Linked DNA regions of Mus musculus: region 1 is linked to region 2. A link is a contact called in ENCODE Hi-C or POLR2A ChIA-PET data. All regions are on one chromosome and are shown on one strand. Each heading gives the region's core, a stretch centred on a gene start or an enhancer-like site at or near the end of the contact. The rest is flanking DNA. Distances are from core to core; before and after follow the strand shown. Region 1 overlaps Cd96 (CD96 antigen). Region 2 holds the start of Phldb2 (pleckstrin homology like domain, family B, member 2).

Region 1 (4,051 bases), core at 958-3,457, 250 kb before region 2:
GCCTGGTCTACAAAGTGAGTTCCAGGACAACCAGGGCCTCACAGAGAAACCCAGTCTCGGAAAAAAAAAATGTTATGTGTGATGGGATCCCGGTGCAGAAGTGAAGGAGTAGAGAGGGGCTCCTACTCCTAGATAATTCCCAAGAAGATATCTGCAACTGGAATCTGTTTGCAAAGGAAAAATTGGTTTTTCCCAGTGAACTCTCACTGGCTGTATTATCCACAATTAAGGGCAGGACCCCAAGCCCAGCAGTAGCTGGACAGCACAAAACAAACTCAAGGGTTGGTATCTTTGAAGACTTCTTTTCTCATATTAGTTTGATTTGGGCATTTTTGGGGGAGTCTTACTGGTCTTTTGTTTGTATATTTCAGTTTCTGATTTTCTGCTTTTGTGGCTGTGCCTGTGTGTTATTGTTTTTGTTTTGTTTTGTTTTCTTTTGTTTTTTTTAGTTTTGGTTATTTGTTTTGTTCATCTGACTGTTTTCTAAAGGAAGAGAATAAAAGGCTGTGGAGTTAGGTGGGTAGGATCTGAGGGGTTGGGGAAGGGAAAATATGATCAGGACATGGTGTAAGAAAAGTTAACTCCAATTAAATTACATGTGGACACTAGAAATAGTCCTAATAATGATTTGCAAAGTCACCCTAGAGACACAGCACAGGGGAGAAACCTGAGCCCAAGAGGGGAAGGAGGATAATGTATGTGCATAATCATACCAGTTACTTCTTCCAGCCTGAAGATCAGTCTTGCAGAGAGCTCTGAACTATGGCACAGAACACATATCAGGGGCTGGTGAGGTGGTTCACTGGGTAAAAAACACTTACACACAAACCCAGAGTTCTGGCCTGAGTTTGATTGCCAGAATGCAAGGTGGAAAGAGATTCAAACTCCCAAAAGTGATCCTCTGATCACCATGGTCCTTATGAGCAATCTCTCTCTCTCTCTCTCTCTCTCTCTCTCTCTCTCTCTCACACACACACACACACACACACAAACACACACACATATTTTATTAATCCTATTTGAGGTCTCAAATGCAGGGCAATGAAGCCAGGATATTTTCCCCCTGACTTCCCGTCTGTTACATTATCTCCTTCTTCCTTCCCTCCTCATATTCTCAATGAATCCAGAGGCAAGGGATCATAAATAGGCCCAGCAGCAGCTTTCGGCAACCAGAAGTCACTGCTGAGCAGGCAGGCAGGTAAACCACCTGGGACAAAGAATGGCAACAGTCTTTCAAGAGGTTCATAGAAGGCTGGGTCTGCTGCTGTAACAAGAACAAGCTCGGAGGTGCTTCAGTCTTCAGTGTCCATGCGCAAAGCTCTGGTGATGAAGACTTCCAGGAACTTGCAATTTGTAGCATGGCAACAAAACCATCTCCTGATACGTGTTAGTGCCAAGCAAGCCAAACAGCAATCAAGTGTTTCTCTGATTCCCTCAGGGTTCTAGAAGTGAAACATTTCCTTCCTGCACACACATCCCTTTCTCCCAGTGGATTTCTTTCCTCTATTCTAGCTGCCCCTTCTCAGACTTTTGAAAAGGCAATTATAACTACTCTTCCCATCCATGAAAACACTAAATTTGTATGTATTTTTGTGTACCATGGAATGCTTACACACACACACACACACACACACACACACACACACACACACACACACATAGTATAGACTTCAGTGACACTAACTGTGCCTTATTTGCTTTTAAGCTAAACCAGAAATCCTCATGACTGTGGAAAACAGCACCATGGATGTCTTAGGAGAGGTGAGTCACAGCGAATTCTTTGAATACCCATACTATTACATGCCAAGCTGTGTCAGATTGCCTGGCTGCCAGGAACATTCCCTCAAAAGACCTTATTCCTTGGCCCTTAGCCACTTAACTGCTGCTGTGAAGGCAAGCTGAGGTGACTGGAAACTGCAGAGAAATCCTGGCTTTGACTTACTGCTCTCAGAAGGCGTGGGCTGAGGCCTTAGGTCTTACTTTCCTGGTGTGTGTGTGTGTGTGTGTGTGTGTGTGTGTGTGTGTGTGTGTGTGTGTAGAAAGGGGGTTCAATTGTTTAAATGTCTCTGAGATTAAAAACTGAGGGAAAGTGGGACAAAAACCAGTGTGAGTCCTGGTGGAAGTTGACTTTTAATTTGTTATTCTCCCGAGTTCTCCTTCCCATTGCCTTGAGAAGAGGAATGGGGCCCTCCCGTCCTCCTCCCAAACCTGCCTATTTCCCTGGCAATAAGAGAAAGGGCGGGAGAAAGGGAGAAGCAGAACACGATGCTCTGAGTTTGCCCCTTCAGAGTAGCTCTTGGCCTCTAGTCACTGCATCCGAACACATTACTTCATTTCTCTGTAGTCAGTTCTCCATTTATATGACATACCAAATAATAATATCTGCTTGTTGTGGTCAATAATGAAATCAATGTCTGAGTAATTCTTAAAGGAGTATGTGGCATGAAGGAAAATGGTCAATAAATATTGCTGCTGTTAGCAATGCTATTCTGGGGGGAGTGTGGTTTTGGTTTTTTTGTTTGCTTTTGGTTTTTTGGTTTTTTGTTTTTTTGTTTTTTGTTTTGTTTTGGTTAGGTTTTTTAATACACATTTTCTTTGTGTAGCTTGTGCTATCCTGGAACTTGTTTTGTAAACCTCACACTGCCTCTGAATCCCAAGTGCTGGGATTAAAGGCATGCACCACCATGACCCACAACACTATTGCCTGTTTTAATTTGCTGTCTTGTGACTTCACCTAAGCTTTTCAAAACCCAAAGTAAAATAAACATTCTCATGTATTTTCTGTTACGTGGTATGAAAAAAATATATTTTACCTGCTTTTCACCCTGAGAATATTATGATTTTTGTTCTTCTGGATATCAGTAATGTAGTTCCATAGCTTCGTATAAACCATAACTCAAATTCTGTGTGTTGACCCTGAATGACCATAACATATATTATCCAAGTATCTGTGTCTATTAATTGGTATTATAATGTTTAACATAATAAGGACAGATTTAATCATTTAAGTTCTGTTCCAATTAAGTCCTAAGTTTATCAATGGGCTTCACTCATTTTAGTGGCTTCAATAAAACAAATAACCCAACAATACAGATATCAATAGATGTTTTTGCTTCTTCTTAGAACCTCTTGCAGATGCTTGGAGCCAGTGATTCTGAGTAAGATGACATCAGAGCAGATATGAAACAATAAAATCAGGTCCAAGAATCCCAGCTGAAAATTTAAAAAGGAATGCTCCGCCTTGCATTTCACAAGTCGTAAAATTTCCCCTTCAGTACCCATGCAAGTTGGCTGGGGAAAGAAGGGGCCAGGCATGATTCCCTGAGAAATCAGTGAATATTTATCTCTCTCCAGCTTCATGTAACCATGGCAGGTCTTGAGATGCTTGAAAATCTTGCCAAATATTACTAAACCCTTACTCTAATAGAGTTCTGGTGCTATATCTTTAATAACTCACTAACTATTCCAAGCATTTTAATATGCTCTTGTTTTGCTTTCAGCCAGGCTCCAAAATAGAGCATCTGTTATTTTATAGATGGGAAATTAAAGCCTGAAGCCCAGAATGCTTGGCTGAGTAACTAACAAGAGGCTGAGCTGGAATGCATTGAAGCATACATCCAGGGAGGATGGGACAATGAGAAGAAGTAGTGCCTTGATCCTATAACATGCATACTGAAGTACAATCCAACTGTTACTGGTTATCTATCCACAGCAAATAGTTAACCACTGTGAGCCTCTGAAACCTTGGGATAGTAAATATTTGATAAGATCATTAGGAAAATTAGTTATACACAGTTCTGGAGTCCATGGCCCACAGTAGATATCTCAGGTATATTTTCCCTAATCACTTATGAATCTCACTCACCCAGCTTCACCAATTCCTTCTTCTGCTTGTACCTTCCTACATCTACTCTGTGATCAATTCTAGGATGCAAAATTAGATACAGAAATGGAAAACTAGGACATGGTAGAACGTGCTGGAACTGGGTTTGACTTTTCCATCTAATAACTTGAGAAACTTAAAGCCTTACTTCCTTATCTTCTTCATCCG
Region 2 (4,294 bases), core at 1,712-4,211:
TTCTGATGAGTTGGAGAGAAAAGAAATTCAAGGATGACGTAAGGTTTTAGACCCAATAGGAGGAAGACTGCAGTTGGAAAAGAGTGGCTGGAGACCGAGGAAGAGATTTTAGGGAATCAGTGTTGGAAATGGTAAATACGTGGTCAGAAGGCATCCATGTGGGCTGCTGCCAGGGGTCTGGGATTCGGGAGGCGTGGGTTGGGGTGGGTGCAAAGTTTGTGGAGAGTCAACTCATGATGGGACTTAGTTCTGTGGGGGTAGAGTGATAGCACCAGTGGAAGCCCCTAGACTGAAACTAGGTCCAGAGTCTGAATTCTGGGTAGTCAGTGCTTAGATCAGAAGAAAAAGGAAGAGAAAAGGGAGCTAAGGATCAGCTGGTAATTGCTACTGAGGAGTGAGATGCACACCCCCACCCTGCCCCCGTGCTGAGAGAATAGTGATGGAACTTGCTAATGCTGAGAGACACAGCCAGCTCTTGGTGCACTCCAGCCTGATCCCCCTACTCCTGCCCCCACAAGTCCCCAGGCCACCCCCAAATCTATTTCCCCTTCCTGGGGATACTCATGCTACCCACCTAGAGCCCTCCCCTTTACCTACTCTTTGGGCCTATAGATTGTAGCTTGATTATCCTTTATTTAGCAGCTAATATCCACTTATAAGTGAATGCATGCCATCTTTACCTTTCTGGGTTTGAGTTTCCTCACTCAGGATGATTTTTTTTCTAGTAGCATCCATGTGCCTGCAAATCATGGTGTCATTTTTAAAACAAACGAGTAATATTCCATTATATTACTGTACCACATTTTCTTTATCCATTCTTTGGCTAGGAACATCTATGTTGCTTCCGATTTCCAGCTATTATGAATAAAGCCACAATAAGCATAGTTGAGCAACCGTCCTTGTGGTAGGATGGATGGTCCTTTGGATATAAGCCCAAGAGTGATATAGCTTTGGATATAAGCCCAAGAGTGATATAGCTTTGAATATAAGCCCAAGAGTGATATAGCTTTGAATATAAGCCCAAGAGTGATATAGCTGAATCTTGAGGTAGATTGATTCCCAACTTTTGGAGGAGCCACCATATTGATTTCCACAGTCAGCCCTTGGTGTTTTGAGTCAGGCTTTACATAGCTCAGGCTGGTCCTAACTGGTTAAGAGACCCAAGCCTGCACGCTACTCTTGATCATCCTGCATCAACTGGTCAAGAGCTGGAATTATTGTCCCGTACCACCATACCTGGGAAGAAGCAATTTTTTCAGTTGCATAATTTAAGCTCAGGGGAATACAATAAAGGCAACTTCTGACTGGAGTATATGGGAAGGCAGAGAGTTGAGATAGCTTTTTGTAACAATTGGCCATCATTTTGCTATAGTTAAACAGGTAAGTGTATGGAGAGGCAAGTGGCTCAAGAGTGTCTTTCCTTTCATTGAGATGGGATAAATGATTTTAAGTTGATGGAGATGAGGTGAAAGGATGGGGTGTAAGTCATGTGAATTTAATAGCGTGGGATACCGAGGTGGTGCGTTGAGAATGCTCTAAAACACAAATCATCCTTATAGGAGTGGTTCTCATGGAAATTAGAAGTCAAAATTTCGGGGCTGGAGAGGTTGTTTGGCAGCAAAGAGCTGTCTAGCTTTTGAAGAGGATCTGAGTTTGGCTGTCAAAACCCTTGTGGAGTGGCTCATGGCCATTTCTGCTTTCCCTTCCTACTTGGATTCACGTGCACACACATGCACCAAAGCACACGCAGGAATAAATAGTAAACATTATTTAATCTTAAAAGTCATACTTTTGCTCAATAAAACATTTTAAATATGCATTTTATTAGTGCGTGTTCTCACAGCTAAAGGCATTGTGTATAGATGAAGCATAGGTTTATTAACTACTGGAAGTACCTACACTAGTACCCCTGTTGCTATTGCTACAGCCTTGAAGACATCCTTGGTGGTAGCTAAAACAATTTGCTAGGGCCATATTGTTATTAAAGAGCTTGCCGGTCCTGGACCTTGCGAGTTCCTCCAAGGTTCTTGTCTTTCTTTGACTTAACCCCACTGGGGCAGAACTTTACAAACATCCACATTTGCATGCGTCAAGACAGACTAGCTGCTCAGGGAAGCAAGGCTGAAAGGCGTTCACGTTAATATTGCTTCCACTGGTTATGTTAAATGTGTTGGAAAATGCAGAACCCTTTATGAGACATCCCTCCAAGGCAATCAGTATCACGGAGTTTTAAATCTGCTTGATTCCAGCCCTGACCCCAGGCGGTTCCATTGCCATTTGGCACAGCTGCTTTTCTGACGCATCAGGTAAACCTGCCCTGGGGAGAGCAGTCTATGGTGAAGTCACCTGGAGTTTCACAGAGCAGAAACTTCGTCCTGGGGAGGAAATCGCACTCCAGGACGTGTTGTGTTCTCTCGTCCCATTTCCACCTTATTTAAAAAAAAAAAAGAAAAGAAAAGAAAAGAAAAGAAAAGAAAAGAAAGCCAACAACAAAGGTTTCTAGCACATAGCTGCGAACGTAGCTTTGAGAAAGTGGAGCCTAGAGATGTGACGAGTGGCCAGGCCACTCCAAACGCAGTAAAAGCAGCAGCAGCTTAGCTCCCTAAGAACCTAGGCTCCAGGACTTCCTAGCTGGGAACTCCAAGGATCCGCTGCGGTGCCTCGAAACTCGGGTCGGGACCAGGAGGGAGCTTCGAGGAGTCCACCACCGCGGGCCGAGGGGCTCTGCTGAGTGTGACACAGAGCACCCAGGGTGCCTGCCTTCTGTGGCCGCCTGCATTCGGCCACCTTATCGCCCCAGGTGAGTAGTGGGCTACAGAGGGCCTGGAGGAGCCGGCCCGCATTGCCTTTGCGCACCCTGGTGGCTCCTTGGGGACACAGCCTCCCCCTCAGCCGACTTGGTAGCCGCCCGTCTCTCTGCGGAGGTCGGGGGCGGAGAGGAGGCGGTGGCCGCCCCCACCGGGAGGGGCGCCCGGAGTGCGCGGTGTGCGGCGGCAGGGTCTGGCTGCAGCCTGCGGCAGCGGCGGGGACCGGACTAGGACACAGGGAGAGAGGGAGGGCGGAGGCAAGGGACAGGCCCAAGGGCAGCGGGACCCGAGGAGAGAGTTGCAGTTCCAGAGAAAGATGAGCTGGTGAGTGGGCGCCCTGAGCGCAGATTTTCTTTGCTTCCCTTGCAGGCTGTAGAGACAAAAGCCCGGGCAGGGGTCCGCAAAGCCTAAACCTTACAGTCCTAGAGTGCTCTGTCCTCCATTGTGCACGGCGATGCGGGGTGGAGGCATTGTGGGGAAGGGGTGTCCAGTAGGGGTGAGGTTTTCGTGAGTGATTGGGTCGAAAAGGCAGGATTTAATTAAGGGTCCCGAAGGCAACTTTTGCGGAAAGTCTGGATTGCTTAGACAGAGATCTGGATTCCGGGGATAAGAAGATCCACAGCTGGATCTTGAGGAGTACGGGACTCAGATAGGACCTTTCTGAAATCGGCTTCTAGTTGTACTTTGTTTCTAGAATGAGGCTGCACGGCGAGCCTCCGGACCGAGATTCTTTCCAGGAGCTCCTGACTGTGATTCAGTTATGGTTTCCCTATCATCCCACACTGAGGGCGTGATGGTCTCTTTCTCTGTGGTGATAGCAGCTGCAACTCTGGGTAGCATTTCGACCCTCTGCTTCAGCCGCTCAGAGAGCCTGCTGAACTCTGGCTTGGTGCGCTCAGTAACTTCACCCTTGCCAGCAGCACTGGAAGCGGGGAGGACTTAGCTAACTCCCGCCACCGGCAGGAAATTAAAAGGCTGACGGGCTGTCCCTTCCCGGATTGGGGTTTCCTGTTTAAAAGAGCTTTATAAGTCCAACCTCCTTCCAGAGGCTCCTCTTTTACCTTTCTCACTTCAAAGAGGGAAGATTCCCACAGTCTTTTATGTGGACTAGCCAAGACTGGAAATCCTTTCGTCCGGCCCAGCCCTCTTCCCTAGAAGTCTTCCTTTTGTGGTATCTCAAGTGTTCTAGGATACACAGCTAGTCTCCTAGCCAGTCAGAGCTGTGAGGGTAAGTCTAGTAGAGACATAAAATGTGGAGTCCGTTAGTGTAAATATTCACACGTTTCCCCCTCCAGTGTATGAACATGTAAATTACAGATGTAAATGTTCAACTCTGACGCTTGTAACAAAGCTTCTAACTTGGGCTTCACTTGTGTGTTTGAGATTATTTTTCCTCTGGGCTTCAAACGACTGAATTTAGATGGAAGGTTCCAAATATGGTTCACAGTTTCATAGGGTTAAACGTTTGCCCTCGGAGCACTTGAATT

The links. A loop is a pair of places that touch in the nucleus more often than their neighbours do. ChIA-PET counts read pairs that join two places held with the same protein, here RNA polymerase II (POLR2A).
Region 1: POLR2A ChIA-PET joins it to region 2 with 29 read pairs in Patski. The contact joins the enhancer-like site here to the promoter of Phldb2 in region 2. A Hi-C loop is called at or near these places in 1 of 37 maps with a recorded cell type or tissue (Patski). POLR2A ChIA-PET finds 5 or more read pairs at or near these places in 1 of 5 experiments (Patski).

What each region holds. Positions count from the first base shown.
Region 1 is chr16:46,092,450-46,096,500 of GRCm38, reverse strand. It overlaps Cd96 (CD96 antigen), which reads left to right. Exons shown (of 15, transcript NM_032465.2): 5 at 1,706-1,761. Among named protein-coding and RNA genes, the nearest start is that of Cd96, 26 kb to the left of the region's middle. Within about 2 kb of position 2,207, at least 1 of the 3 ENCODE cell types and tissues checked has a DNase peak (open chromatin) inside an H3K27ac peak, as active enhancers do.
Region 2 is chr16:45,843,045-45,847,338 of GRCm38, reverse strand. It overlaps Phldb2 (pleckstrin homology like domain, family B, member 2), which reads left to right and starts at 2,961. Exons shown (of 18, transcript NM_153412.4): 1 at 2,961-3,131.